Linked DNA regions of Homo sapiens: region 2 is linked to region 1. A link is a loop called in an ENCODE intact Hi-C map of the cell type or tissue named here. Cell type or tissue: Caco-2. All regions are shown on one strand.

What was found. Peaks named below come from ENCODE experiments on the same cell type or tissue, not always from the same donor. Only the 100,000 strongest peaks of a DNase experiment are listed, where the experiment ranks them.
Region 2: a loop joins it to region 1, with 20 times the contacts of the local background. A loop is called at or near these places in 3 of 110 quality-filtered maps.

The regions. Positions count from the first base shown.
Region 1 is chr2:189,343,079-189,351,078 of GRCh38, reverse strand. It overlaps a transcript of COL5A2 not described here. Among named protein-coding and RNA genes, the nearest start is that of WDR75, 94 kb to the left of the region's middle. In Caco-2, no CTCF peak of the experiment used is centred here; a DNase peak (open chromatin) is centred at 3,398.
Region 2 is chr2:188,762,200-188,770,199 of GRCh38, reverse strand. The region is part of intron 1 of DIRC1 (disrupted in renal carcinoma 1); the gene reads left to right. Among named protein-coding and RNA genes, the nearest start is that of DIRC1, 24 kb to the left of the region's middle. In Caco-2, a CTCF peak has its summit at 4,437; a DNase peak (open chromatin) is centred at 4,509.

The DNA of each region.
Region 1 (8,000 bases):
CCTATTGAGAAAATGTCATAGGCAGTGAGAAGCAAGAAATCCCATCCTGTGGCAGTGCAGGAGAGCCAGGACTCTTATTCTGATATTAGCCAGGGTTTTAATTTTGTGAGTTTTTCTGAGACATCACAGAAAGTCCTTTGTTTAAAATATTTCAAAGTCAGAAAAAAAATTCAACTTGTAGTTCAGAAGGTAGAGAAATTAGAAACATCTGGTAAATTTGGTTGCAGACATGGCTTGTGTTGACATGGAGATGTAATAACCAGGAGGTTGACTAGTCTGGTCTAATTCTGGTGAATAATATTTTCTCAGCAGTCTCCTGGCCACAAAGTATCAAAAGGCATTGGGAACATGCTGTAAAGTGCCTTGATGCCCAGAACAATTACACTCTGGAAACATTCTCTTGGCCCGGCTGAAAGTGACCCATGACCACAGCTCAGTTCATTCCACAAACATAATTAGTCACAAAGCCATGTGGAATAACACTCTGCAGGACTTTCCTGTGTTGACTTTCTTAGTGCATGTTATCATGACGGGCCTTCACACCTTGGAATGATATTGGCTTGGAATAGTAGGGATGAAAAATAGTGCAACACTTTGCTTTATGTAATTATATACATTTTATTTTTCGTGTGGTTATTGACTGTATTCTTTTTAGAGCTTTCTTATATATGAGTGGGGCCTGTCTAAAAGTCTATGTCTTAAAGTTTTAAATTTTTGACTATTTTAGTATTATGTAAACAACATGTCAATTAATAGTGTCTTAAGAAACAGATTGACCTTCATTTTGTTCCAGTACTTCTGTGTCTTTCTGATCGTTTCCTGATCACATGAGAGAAAATTAATTACTTCCCTTTCATGTAATACATATGTACGTCAAATATAATCCAGTTGATTTACTTGTCACTTTGTATTTTAATTTATTTATATGCCTGTTTCTAATTAGATGTCTACTCCTCAAAGTTAGGACTGTTTTATTTTATAAATATATTCTTGGTGACTGCTGGAGTACTGAGTACATGATAAGTGAAGAATAAATATTTATAATATGAATAAATTAGTCTGTTAATTACAGGAACACAAGGTGCTTTGATATGAGATCCAATCTAACCACTAACACTCATTTTTTTCTGCCATGGTTTAATTCTTGCATCTGGTTTTCTTAAAGCTTTTTTACTAATGCATATTGCTGAGTAATTTTCCAAAGGCAATTGTAAATTTCTAAGTGTTTACTTTGAAAGCATCAGTATGTAATTTTGTAACTAGTCAATATAGACCAATTTTGTGATGCTACTTTTAAAAACTTCTGAGGATTCTATTATCTGATGAGAAGAGTTAGTTTGTTCCAATAAAAAGTTAACGTGTTTGTTTTCTACTTTACCTGGACCTAAACAACATAAGCTAAACCTAAACCTAAACATAAACATAAACAACATAACCTAAAACATTTACAAGATATTGTATCTAATTAAAGAAGCTTCAAAAAATATTTTTCAACAGGAATCCATTGTCTGAATTACTTATAAACCATCACCATCAAATAGTGTTTATTGAACATCCATGTGTGTCTGCTACACCCCAGATTGCTATACCAATTAAGTCAGCTATGCTTTCCAGATTGAGTCAATACACAGTATCCTGTTTTTATGGTTCTTTTCAACTTGGATTTGGTATCCCTCTAATTTTATTTGTGTAGAATTCTATTTGCTTTAAAGTTAAACATGACTTTTAGTTATTGTTCCTTCCTTTGTCACTTTTAATTTTCAGCATACATTCAGTTTGTTTGTTGGAAAAAACCATTTTCTTAGCCATGTTTGCCCTGAGACTCCTCCCCTGCCCTTTATGTTTATGTAGGCCAGCCAAATTTCATGTCTGAACCTTTATCCTTTCTTTAGGTAGGTATACAGATGTATTAAGGAATCATCTGACAAGACACAATTATGTTATAATATAGCTTTTGTGTTTTGAGAGGGCTAGGGGATGTGATCCAAAATATGAGAAGTTTTTATTTATAATGGAGAATGTTGGGAGATTATGTTAGTAATTGGGTCCAGCTATGTTATACAGCTTTGAAAAAATTATTTAATTTTTCTGAGGCTTGGTTTTCTTGTCTTTAAAATGTTGTGAAGATTAGAAATAATGTTCTTAGAGCATCTTGCACAGCTAAAATACAGTAGGCACTAAAAATGATGGCTGGTAACAGAATCTACAGCTAAAGAAAAAGTAATAAATTGTCTTGTTTGTGAATTGATATCTGTGTGATGTGCATGCAGCTGCTCACATTTATGTTGTCCACAGCAGACCCTGCCAATTAGTCAGCACTCTTTTCCATGGAGTCTGGGTGCAGCTTATGAGTTACAGCAATTAACTCATAGGCAACTATTGCCAGTTAACCCAAGAAGGGAAATGAGTTGCATCCCATTTTTTCATCCCTCATATAGCCTCATCCTTTCATTTTACAGAAGAGAAAACTAAGGCTCAGAGAAGTTATGTAATTTCCTCAAGATGACACATTGAGGCATGGTCAGAACCTTGTACTAGAAGTCATAACTCTTACTTCAGTTCTCCATCAGCTGAAACATCTGTCTGTTTTGTTCATCTTATTTCATAACTAGAACGTGTACTAGCCAGAACTCTTAATTCAGTTCTCCATCAGCTGAAACATCTGTCTCTTTTGTTCATCTTCTTTCATAACTGGGGTAGAGATTCATATAATTTGCCATTTTTTTTCTAGAGCAAATAAATTAACTCATGATTTTCTTGAGGTAATATTTGTGGGTTCATATAAATGAGCCACACTGACCACTTTACACTGGTGATAATATGTTTTTTTAAATATCAAAAATATATTTTTGATTCAAACCTTATGTTCTCTTGCCTTTCAGAAAGGAAAAAGGAAGAAGCAGAGGGTCAGCAGATGTTGAAAGAGGTATAATCAAGGTAAACACTTAGCTAGGAAGTGGTTTCCTAAGCAAGGGTTGCTCTAAAAATTTCCCACATACCCTCCTTTGGTTGTTGGACTTTTATTTTTTTTTTCTGGTCTAAATATTATGCTGTAAATTTTGGGTTGGAATCTACTGAAGCTGGCAACAGTTAAATTAATCCTTCTTTTCACTGAAAACATGCTTATGCTTGCTAACAACTGCAAGATTAATTGGGACTTACTTAGCCAAAGGAAAAACAGGATGTGAAAAGACAATGTGAAGTTTCTGTCTCGTCACTTACTCCCTCTGTCCCTACTGTTTTTGTTTGTTTTAGTTACATTTTCAAACATTCTCTCATTTTCCCATGTTCTGTGTTCACCTTAGAAAATCTTCTAATAGCACAGATGACAAACAGGAGTTCCAGAAATGCTGACTCATCACAGCAGAAGGCCAGTGGTTTGGCAGGAATCTTAACTTGCAAATGTCAAGACTGGCCCTTTTAAAAATAAGTCCATGGCAGCAGATGTCACTATTGGTCTATCTTAACTCTGGGGCACTTGTTGACAAAGCAAATGCCATGAGCCTAGAAGCCCAGTAATCATAGATTTTAGACATTTCATGATGACTTGTGGCACCAATATAATGGTCAATTTCTCATACCTGAAACCTAATTTAATTATATAGAACTTTTAATATTATGATTATTGTATTTTAACATTAGTGTCATTTTTCCTTTTTTAACATAAATCTTTTCCATGAAGTCCATATTTTTTTCTTACCTCCCTCTTTCTGCTTTCTGTTCCTAATCATGGGACAACTTTCTCTTTTCTGCTTATATGTGCTTATTTGTTCATGTAAGCGTCCCCATAATTCTCATGTTTTGCAAGATACTTTCTTCAATGTTAATTTTTGTGCTATTAACTACAATGCAATTAACCTTTACTTTTCTTAAAAAGCAAAGTTGTGCAAGTAATTTGCCTGCTGTCTCTCAGCAACGTGTCCTCCTTTTTTGACACTAGTTTGTAATGCTAGGGCTGTGACTTTGCAGATTTCATACCTCTGATTCCCTTGGCAGCTTTTTGAAAGTATTGGAGTGAGACTTGAAGTTATTGAGGAATGGGGATTGGAAGAGGAGACAAGACTTCCTTCCTGTTTTAAAATTTGTTTTATTCTTGCTGGCTTCAACTCTAAAATGGCAGTTCTCCTAAGCGTTAGTTGGTGGCCTCCATTGTGGAAGTGGCTCCAGCCTCCAGTTCCTGTTGGCACTTCCAGAAATGCCTGAACATTTCCCTCAGAGAGCCAGCAGCAGCCAACCCAAGCCTCTTCCTTAGAGCACCAGGTCTGGTGGCTCCTCCTCCTGTTATCCCCATCTTTTCCCATTTATTTCCCTAACCTCAGGCATTGTAGCTACTTCCTGAGTTACCTTTATGTGACTTTACTTATTCAACCTTCTGACACCTGTGAAACCAGTTTCTTCCATTAAATCCTCTCTGTTGGAAACAATTTGGTTTCTGTTTTCTAAACTTGTCTAATATATCTGTACATAGTCATATATATTTTAAATTATATGTAATGTTAAAAATAGTAAAAGCAAATAAATTAATTCCATTGTGTTTCTGATTTATATTTTAAAAATGCTTTTTTGATTTGGGCTTTTAGCATGTCATATATATGTGACGATTTTGATGGCTTGATATGGAGTATATCTTATGAAATGTATACATAGCTCCAAATGTCACCAAAGCAAAAATTGGTATGAACATTGATAGTAATTTTTCCTTGCAAAAGGATCTTATCCTGGAGTTCCAGTTAGGTTTTACAATTACTGAAATGACTTGCTGTCTATTTTCTATCCTTGTTTAGCTCATACTCCATTAAACAGAAAGCAAACTAAGAGCTGGAGAGATGAAGAGACTTGGTCAACATCATACATGTGAGTGGTTGGAAACCTGAGGTGGACCCCAATCCAATTTTCTTTACTTTGCCTCAAGCGGCCTATAGTTGCTCATGATTTTAGATGTATCCATTGCAAGCATTTGCTAGCATTTGGCAAGAAATGAGCATAAATGAAATAACTAATCCAGGATTTTTTAAACTAATCATCATTATATTAATGTACTATGCTGATGAACTTAAGTTGGAAAAGAGTGTTGGAGAACTTGTTACCTTTCTATTAAAGTCAATTACTTCTTTATAATTAATATTTATTCATACATCCACACTCAGTCAACTAACACTTACTAGTATGGAGTAATGTAATGTAATATAATGACTTAGGTCAATGTATTAATGTCATTTTGACTGTCTTAGATCTGTCACTATTCTCTCCTTCTATTCATGGGAGTGCTTGCATAAATTGGGCTACATTAACTATCTTATTTTCTCAAGTCTTCCCTATTTAACCTCTACAATCTGGTTCTTGCCCCTTCTCTATTTGAACAACCAGTGGGTTCACCAGTAACCTCCATATTGCCAAATCCAATAAATATTTTTATGATTTTGACTTGACCCACTTCTATGGCAATTAATACTGTTTGATCAGTCCTTCCTTCCTGAAAATTCTCCCTTTTTTTCCTGAGATACTTATCTAATAAGTTATCCTCCTTTTCCTCCTACTGCTATTTCTCATATCCCTTAGGTAGAATCTTAAATATCAGTGGTCTTCAGAGCTCTGCTCCTGGTCTTGTGACCTTCTTGCTATATTTTCTCCCCCACATGATCCTATTTTAGCCCACCTTCAGGCCTTCTGCTACTATTTATGTTCTGAAGACTCCTAAATCCATATCTTCAGCCTAGACCACTTCCATGAACTCCAGATCTTTATGTCCAGCTGCCTGCTGGAAAGCTGCTGCATCCACATATATCTTGCTTGACTTATACCAAGGTGAAACTGGCCCAATTGTTCCATAGAACTGATGTTGGAAATTAACCCTCTCAGTCTTAAAACTTGAGGAGCTACATTTGTCTTATCTTATACATCTAAAATTGTAAGACCAATAATCAGGCCTCTCAAATAATATAGGGGAACTGAATCATAGCCTCTCACCTGTCGTGATTGACTAACTGACCTCCTGCTACCTGTTGACCAACTCCTCTTTCTTACCCCTCCCTAATTCCTTTTGCAGCACATGCATAAAGCCTTTTTCCAGGCAATACTCCTCTTAGAAAATTGGCTTTTTGTGTGATGAGTAGCGGGACCTAGTCTGAACCTCTGGTGTTTCAGTAACACATTTTGGTTCCTTGACCAGGCATACATTGCTTGTGGCTTGGCTGCTACAGGCCAAAAGGGTTTCAGAAGCCCTCCTAAGCAGCTACCTGCCCATTTTTGGCTGGAGGTGAGTCTTGGTCTCTCTTTCTTTGGTCCCACTAATGCCAGCCCCAACTACATTCCTGATTGCCTAGGAAGAGTAGCCTTTGATATTTGACATCTGCGTCTGGATAGGTTAGTGTCTTTTGTGGGTACCAGACAGGGGGATGTGCTCTTCTCAATTTGGGGAATTCCAAAAGAATTTCCATTTGCAGGATGAACAAGCCCAACCGATGGAGAGAGGAAGCATCCTGACTGTTTCAGTTTAGATATTCTTGGGACTTGCTTGTTGCTGCAGCAGGTGGATTGTGCTTTGGTGATTGTTTGTTTATGTGTGTGTGTCAGTATACTTCCCAATATTCTTTGGTGTCTGGAGCGGTTTGGCATCTCCATAAGCCTCATTGCTATTGAACAGGAAAGTGGGATGGAGTTCTGTGTATCCAGGCTTTTATGCTGCTATTCTAAGCAGGTTCAGGTCTGTAAGTACATGAGGTTCTTCTGTGATGCTGTTTGACCCGAGAGTTTTTTGAAGTCTGGGAAGGTTTGGCCTTTAAAACTCAAACTGCCATGGAAACTGTTTCGTCCAACATTCTGGTTCATATCCTTCATTGGATTACCTCTTGGGGCAAAGTTTAGCCATGTAAACATGTTCATAAAACAATGAGTTTTTATTGCTATCTCATGGCTGGAGTTCTGAGATAAAAGCTATTGGATCTTTGTTTATGTGTGTGTATACACATTTCAATGTGTTTATGTGTATGTACATTTATTATGTTATATGTTGTGTCTACTAAATTGGCTTATAAATAGTGGTCGTAAATTAAGTAAATAAGTCCAAGCAATTTTCAAGTTCACATGATTTAAGTAATTCTTTAATAAACAAGCTGGCTTTAAAATTATTAAGATAGAAATAGAAATGTCTTTGGAGTTGTCAGCATACATTTTTGTCTACGTTTTATATTTGTCTCTTCTATATATTTTGAGGTGTCAGGGTTTGGCACAGAAGGTTATAAAACTATAAACCCAGCCAAAACACAAGTAACCTTTGTGTGACTTTTTGGACAAATTTAATGTTGTTAGTTTAATAAAGACAGTTGAATCTTCTGAGTTATTAGCAAAAATACCCATGGATTTAAGGTTCTTACTTAGATGAACACCTGATATTCTCAGGTTATGAAATGGTTAACGAGGAGCTAACCACTAGCTTTGTCTAATGTCTCAGTTTTCAGAAGTAATCCAGATAAACTTTAAAAAATTAAAGAATTGAGTACATGTAAATAGGATAAATGCTTGTAGGTGAACTTTTTGTGTAATTTAAAATCTTAATTATTTTGATGATGAGTCATCCAAATTATTTTGGATGTCTGGTCATTTTCATTTAAAAAAGGTTTTGATATAGACAAAAGTATTTTTAAAAACTGTAGAATGTTCTCAAATATAAAATACTAATATCTGATAGTTCAGGATTTCTTACTTCCTAGTGATTTTCACTAAAATTTAAGGTTACTAAGAATAAGAACTGTAGTTAACATATAATTCTGTATATAAAATGTGCCAGAGAATTTCTGTCCTTATGAAAAAAGAATAATTTTGTCTAATTCAGAATTTATCTAAAGGTTGATTCAAATTATGGACTATGGTAAATTTTTGTCCTAAAATAAAATGACTGTTTTTTTTAACACGAGAGAATTTAAGACCAAGCAGAAAATTCAAGCATGTCATACATTGTCTGTGTAAGTCATATGTAGTTTTTCTCCTGTTTCTGTGTATGT
Region 2 (8,000 bases), 580 kb after region 1:
AAAGTATAGTAATTATGTACTTCTGTATAAATGTGATGCCATTAGCAGTGAGAGTGTTGCCTGGTCACTGTCTAAGTTAATATCAAGAACTGAGAAATGAGTTAAATTCAGCATGGGTGAGAACATGAATTGTTTTGTCAGTCTGATTTTCCGACACATCTCCCATGTTTTCCTTTATCTTTGTTTTCCTCCTTTCATTTTTTTTTTAACTAGGATTTAGGCTAGATTGTAGCATTTTGGTGGATATTGTGCAGCATATCAAATGCATCTGAATAATTAGCAAGTCTAGGAAATTGCTTTTAAGTAAGGGACTATTTATAAGTGAGGGTGGGGAAATGAATACTACTTATAAATAATATGATCCTCTATTTAAAGTGTCAGGAAACTTATTTTGAACGCAGACCAATGGAACAAAACAGAGACCTCAGAAATAACACCACACATCTACAACCATCTGATCTTTGACAAACATGATAAAAACAAGCAATGGTTTATTTAATAAATGGTGCTGCGAAAACTGGCTAGCCATATGTAGAAAGCTGAAACTGGATCTCTTCCTTACACCTTGTACTAAAATTAATTCAAGATGGATTAAAGACTTAAATGTTAGACCTAAAACCATAAAAACCCTAGAAGAAAACCTAGGCAATACCATTCAGGACATAGGCGTGGGCAAGGACTTCATGTCTACAACACCAAAAGCAATGCAAACAAAAGCCAAAATTGACAAATGGGATCTAATTAAACTAAAGAGCTTCTGCACAGCAAAAGAAACTACCATCAACAAACTAACACAGGAACAGAAAACCAAACATCACATGTTTTCATGTATTAGGGGGAGCTGAACATACATGGACACAGGAAGGGGAACAACAGACACTGGTGCCTTTCTGGGGAGGGGCTGGGGAAGGCAGAATATCAGGATAAATAGCTAATGCATGCTGGGCTTAATACCTAGGTGATGGGTTGATAAGTGCAGCAAACCACCATGGCACATGTTTACCTATGTAACAAACCTGCACATGTAATCCAGAACTAAAATAAAATAAAGGGCCCTAGACCTTGTAAAAAAAAAAAAAAAAAGAAAGAAAGAAAGAAAGAAACTACCATCAGAGTGAACAGGCAACCTACAGAATGGGAGAAAATTTTTGCAATCCACTTATCAGACAAAGGGTTAATATCCAGAATCTACAAAGAACTCAAACAAATTTACAAGAAAAAAACAAACAACCCCATCAAAAAGTGGGCGAAGGATATGAACAGACACTTCCCAAAAGAAGACATTTATGCAGCCAACAGACACATGAAAAAATGCTCATTATCACTGGCCATCAGAGAAATGCAAATCAAAACCACAATGAGATACCATCTCACACCAGTTAGAACGGTGATCATTAAAAAGTCAGGAAACAGGTGCTGGAGAGGATGTGGAGAAGTAGGAACAGTTTTACACTGTTGGTGGGACTGTAAACTAGTTCAACTATTGTGGAAGTCAGTGTGGCGATTCCTCAAGGATCTAGAACTAGAAATACCATTTGACCCAGCCATCCCATTACTGGGTATATACCCAGAGGATTATAAATCATGCTGCTATAAAGGCACATGCACATGTATGTTTATTGCAGCACTATTCACAATAGCAAAGACTTGGAACCAACCCAAATGTCCATCAATGACAGACTGGATTAAGAAAATGTGGCACATATACACCATGGAATACTATGCAGCTGTAAGAAATGATGAGTTCATGTCTTTTGTAGGGACATGGATGAAGCTGGAAACCATCATTCTGAGCAAACTATCACAAGGACAAAAAATCAAACACTGCATGCTCTCACTCACAGGTGGGAATTGAAGAATGAGAACACTTGGACACGGGAAGGGGAACATCACACACCGGGGCCTGTCATGGGGTGGGGAAGGGGGAGGGATAGCATTAGGAGATATATCTAATGTAAACGACGAGTTAATGGGTGCAGCACAGCAACATGGCACATGTATACATATGTAAGAAACCCTCACATTGTGCACATGTACCCTAGAACTTAAGGTATAATTTAAAAAAAATTTAAAAAAAGAAAAAGATCTCTCTTTGTTGTATAATTATGAGAAGTGATTTTCCCGTTCTTAAAAACGGGAGACCAAACCAGCAGTCTTGCAGAGCTGTGAAGAGATGTATGCTCCAGTGGGTAGATTTAACTTCATATCAAATTGTGTCATCTATGTGTTTGTGTCTACTTATGTGTTTTAATCTGGAAAGGCCTTTCTTGAGAATTAAATCCACATTTTGCTGTTTTAACTCATTTTAAAATATTGTTAAACAACATTGAATATGCTCATATCAAGGATATTTTTCACATAAGGTATGGTGACTATTTTCCACAATTGTTTTATATTTTAAATTTCACAAATTACCATCATGAACTTTCTATCATAACTTTGGCATTCAGCATTTTTTTGTTTGCCAAAATGCAGAATTTACATGGGGGAAAAGTAAGTGAGAGGTGGCCACCACACCAACTCTGATTCTCAGAGCACATAGGTCGTACAAGGCTGCCAAAAAATTCTGTTTACGCAGTGTTTTCTCTCAACTGTTTAAAAAATTTCACAAAAGTGGAAGGTGAGATTTAATGTAAAATTAATTATGCCAATGGAAATTTTACCACATTGACAATAAAACAGCACATGAAATACCAAGGACATTGTAAGTTATTTTCTACAGACTTTAGTGCACACTAGGAAAAATCTCATGGACACATATGTAAACTATCTATATAGAGTTCTTTTCTCTCTCTTCTTCAGTTCACAGTTCAAAGTCTTCCTCTGCCAAATTCTGTAAAGTAGTAGAGAACAGCTTGTCTTCATTGTGTGGATGGATAATGGAACACGTGTTAAAAGCCATTTTTATTCTTGGATAATTAATTTAACAATAACTTGTTTATGTATGTTTCTTTTAAAACCACATTAACATTCTGGGTATATTTGTCTCAGAAAGTTGATGGGAATATGAAGAAGAGAGGTATTCTGTAAATATATGGAATTGACATATTCAAACAGGTAAAAGTAATTCTTCTCATCTAAGCCAACTGATGAGTAAGAGAGAAAAGGGCTGAAAGAATTTAAAGGGTGTGAAAAAAAAAACATGGACAACAAATGTTTGACATTATGCAAATGTTCACTGAGTAAAGCAGCAACATGCAGGAAAAATTCTGGTTCTAATAAAATGATATTTAGACAAAAGGAATTATCATTGGATGGAAAATGTATTGTTTGAATTACTTAAACTTAACAAATAAGAAATGTCAAATGTTTTAGTGGCTATTAATAAATGTAAAAAGGTTATATAGAGAGACTTAATGAATTACGCAAGTCAAACCAAAAATTTTCTTAGATTCACCATATCATTAAATTTTGATTCAAAGTGCTGAAAATCTGATTACGTATTTAATTCTGGCTAGATGTTTATAAAATGCACAATATGTGTTCTTGTTAAGAAAGTGGCACCATTGAATGACATAAGCCAGAGCTTCTCAATCTGCTTGTGCAATAACCCGGAATGTCCAAAATTATTTTCAACAGCATCATAGAAATCTCAAGCCCCACTATCCCTTAAAGATTTCAGAACAAAGTAGATCTTAATTCATTTAATCTTTTTTGAAATCACAAATACTCTAAAGAAAGGATATTTAGGATGAATGAGTATCATGAAACAAAAATAACCTCCAAAAAATTAAGAATCACTTTTTTAGGCAATAAATACAACCACTGAATGAGAGACTTTACTCATTGGTAAAAATTCTCCCAGAGATTTGGTTCATGGTTAGCCAGCACCTCAGAAAGCAAATTTTCTTATTTCTAATGAGATAGGAATGTGGCTTATTTTTCTTTTATCCTTCCAAGACCACTAATTATATGCATTATCTATTTCTTCTAATTGAAATCAGATTTTAGCATTTGACAATTCCATGGAAAACAATGGGAACAAATGCAAAATGGGACAATTTCTATTTTGGTTTAGTAACATAGGGATACAAATTACATCAACTTCAAAACATTTAATATTCAGTTCTGAGTAAGGCAACTTGGAAAGTAAGGCACATTTACATTTCAGTTCAACTATTTAACTAATATTTAATGAATCTACTGTGAAAAAAGTACAATGCTGAGCAGAGAGGAGATTGCAAGGAAAACAAAACAACCCCTACTGGGTAGTTTTCCAAATAAATTGAGACATTGAACATAATCACAAAACTATGATAGGATGATAAAACAATATGACAGACTCAAATAAAATCCATTGGTATTCACCGGAAAATAACTAGCTCATCTTTGAGGCCGAATAATATTTTGGCATACAGAAATACAGAAGGCAAGGCATTCAGATAGAGAGAATGGAGTCAAGTATTCACATGTCATGAGTAATTTATAGAGTAGTTAATTGTTCAGTGTGTTTGGTACACAGCCAGCACTAATGTTAGATTGTGGCCCCCTTGTGGGGAACTTTGAAGGCTAAGATGAGAAGCGTGGACCTCATTCATCAGGAAAGCCAATGGAGATACTAACAGGCTAGTGACACAACAACATACACATGCTTTAGAAGAATTAATTTTTCAGCAATATTCAATAGCTGAAGTTGGTAAAAGATGTAGGCATGAAGGTGACTTCATAATTTTAGGCCACTACATAATACTAAAGAGAGTAAAAAGAGACTGAAATATGGGGCTGACAGCAAGAATGGAAAAGAAGGAAGACACAGGAAGGAAGGAAAGGACTTTTTTTGAATGATATTTCAATACACTTCTAAAATTTAACACTGACAATATATTTCAATATTAATTTACTTAAGTTGGAAATCTATCAGTAAATCCTAATAATTAAATTAGTGAAAATACTTAGAAGTGAGAGTTTTTTATGTGTAATGTTACAGCATTAGTATGGATCTATTCATGTTTTAACTATTCATTTTTGATAAATGTTAGCAATGTGTTTTAGGTTTATAATTCCTAATTTAAAAATTCAATATCCAGTTTAATTAGAATGTGAATGAATGAGTTAAAGTTTAACTAAGAAAGTAGGAATAAACATAATTTTATCAGTAATCAATGTACAATATAATCAATCAATATGTAATTATTGAAGACTTACTAAATACAAGCTATTGTACTTTTACATAATACCTCTGTAAGAAATAATTTTTTTAAACAAGAAGAGACCAAATATTTACATAACAATATAATTTAAACAATAATAAATGCAACACTTCATGTTATGTCATTGAAAGGAAAAGTTAAAAACTCAATTATGCAACAACCCCGAGAAATAAGTGACGTCGGGCAAGTTAATGTTCTATAAAACTTTGTTTCCCCTCCTTTTTAAAATGTAAACCTTTCTTGGTAGAACTATTCCCCCCAAATATAGAATGTTGTGCCTTTTTCTCAAATCATTTTACTGTGCTGCATAGAAAAAGCTAGAGATTCAGTTGTGAATGTGGAGCATTGGACTAAATAATGACCCTTGCTGCCTTGTGATAATGTTATTTTCTCTTATAGTTTTCATTACTTTATTTCTCATTTGCTTTGTCATACTTTTCTGCTTGTGGACTTTCCCTGAATTTCTATCATTATAAGATGTTATTGACCAAATAGGGTCTGTCTTTCCAATCTTTTGCATTGGATATAATTGGTATTCTATTTTTTCTTCGTTGCATTTGTTATTGCTGAATACTAAGGAATTGCTTGCTTAACCACCAGAGACCTTCTTCTCAGCAAGTTTTCTCCTTTTGAACTTGGGAATCATATTATGCAAAATAAGTAAATCCACTATAGACCCCACTAAGGATATTTGTAAGAACTAGAAGATAAGTTTCTTGGAAATGCTAAAGATCCTAATGACCTTCCTCTCTGCAAAAGTTAGACTTATATTCCATGTACTTCACTTATTTAATAAATTGAGGGGAATACATTTTTACTTCTTCTCTTTATTATTATTACTATTTACTTTATTTTTTAAGCTAAAATGTTTTAACCAGTCATTCTCGGAAATTAGATAATGACAGTACTGGGCTTGGAAGCGGGGTCATTGACATTCAATCTCATTCTCTTCAGTGGGAGCCAATGTTCCTTTTTGAGTTTCTGCTTTCTCAGTTAAGTAAGGAGCAATTCATTTTTAATTACCCCTCTGTGATTGACTTCTAGCAATTATAATCAAGTTCTGGAACCCAACCCTTGACTAATGCAAAATTTTTAAATGAACTTAGATGAATTAATGGTGAGTCTGAGACCATGAGTTTTGCTTTGAGCAAAGCTACTTAATGTACTATGGAGATGAAAACATTGACCTTATTCTTATTAGTACTCCATGAGAACTTGCTCATTTAGTCTGAATAATAGGTTTCAGAATGATGTAAAGATTAGTAGAATATCAAGGATTAATGTGTTCTTGACATAATTTTAACTGACTTTTTAAGAAAACTAATAATGGTTAAAGCAAAGAGAGGAATAAGTAACAGAAATAAAATGTAGTTTCTAGAACATGAGTTACAAAGTGGAAGTTAACCAAATATTAATTTTTTTATTAGCTTAGTCATTTTGAGAACCATTTCTCAAACATTTTTGGAGCAAAAGTTAAATATTGAAAAATGAATTAGATAATTTGTATTTTATATATCTTTAGAACATATTTACTTTTTATATAAATTCTTATGAGATTCTCCCCCGTTTTAGATTTCAATCTGAATTTACACGGCTGATTATCATTGTACCATATGTGTTTACCAAATATTAGTGCCACTTTTTTTCCTTCTCCCAGCAACCATGGTGATATTTTCATGCATTTATCATTGCACACAAACAAAATTCCTTAGCATGATCTTCAAGAATCTATACGAACCTAGCACCTGCCTACTTTTCTCAATCTTATGTTAGATTCTTCACATACTCACTATGCTCCTGAAGACTAAGGAAACTAATGAGATAAAAGGACTTTCAGAGTCACAAGGCATGGAGGTAAAATGATCTTGAAGCTCACTGAAAACTGAATGATTTGGGGTTGGGGGGCACCTCTTATGTGACAACAGATCTCTCAGTGGTATCAGCCAAACCTTGGGGCACCATTGGTGGTAATATCTTTCATGAAACAAGAAGAGTGTAATTATTCTGTTATACACTTGGTCATTTTTGATGGTCATAATAATCATAATCAACCTAGTACACTGTGAACAGAATTTCTTGTTGATTATAATAATCATAATCATTTGAATTGATTGACTTTAATACTCACAGGAGTTCTTTGGGGTGGGTACTCATCATTTTTTACAGATAAGGACACTGAGGCTCTGAGAGGTTAGTGATCTTCTCAAGTTCACACAGTTTATACATGGTAGGACTGGGTTACAACCCAGATCTGGGTGACCCAGAGTGCGTGTTCTTACCCACCGTACAGTACTGCCTCACTCCTATAGCCTCCTATGGAAAGAATTACCAGAGCACACTCAGAAAATGTTATTCCTAAACATATAATATTAAAATGTATCTTTTAGAGACTATTGAATATTTCACATCCAACCTTTTTTAGAAAATTTCAATCTATTTTGTGAACTAAAGTGTGAACTTTAGAAGTAATGCAATTTTGTGTTTGTTTGTACCTCCATTTTTTTAACATTTATAACAGAGTATGATCCTAGATTCCTTTAGGAATGAAATAGAATTGTTTTTTGCAAAAATAGTTACCTATATTTTATTACTATTCTGTACTTCAAATGCACTTCCAGTTACCATTAAACATCATAATTCCCACATTTAACATCTGGATAAATACATATAGGTTCTACGCCAAAGAGCTTTAACACATGGAAAAATCCACTTGGCATTCACTAACAATTTCCATTTCTTTAAAATTGGGCTTTGCTTCTCTAGTAAGCAGAGATGAAAGACTGTAATTAGCTAATTTTTTCTATTCAATGTTATATTTGCTATTTTGTTTCTATATTAATTTTCCCTCAA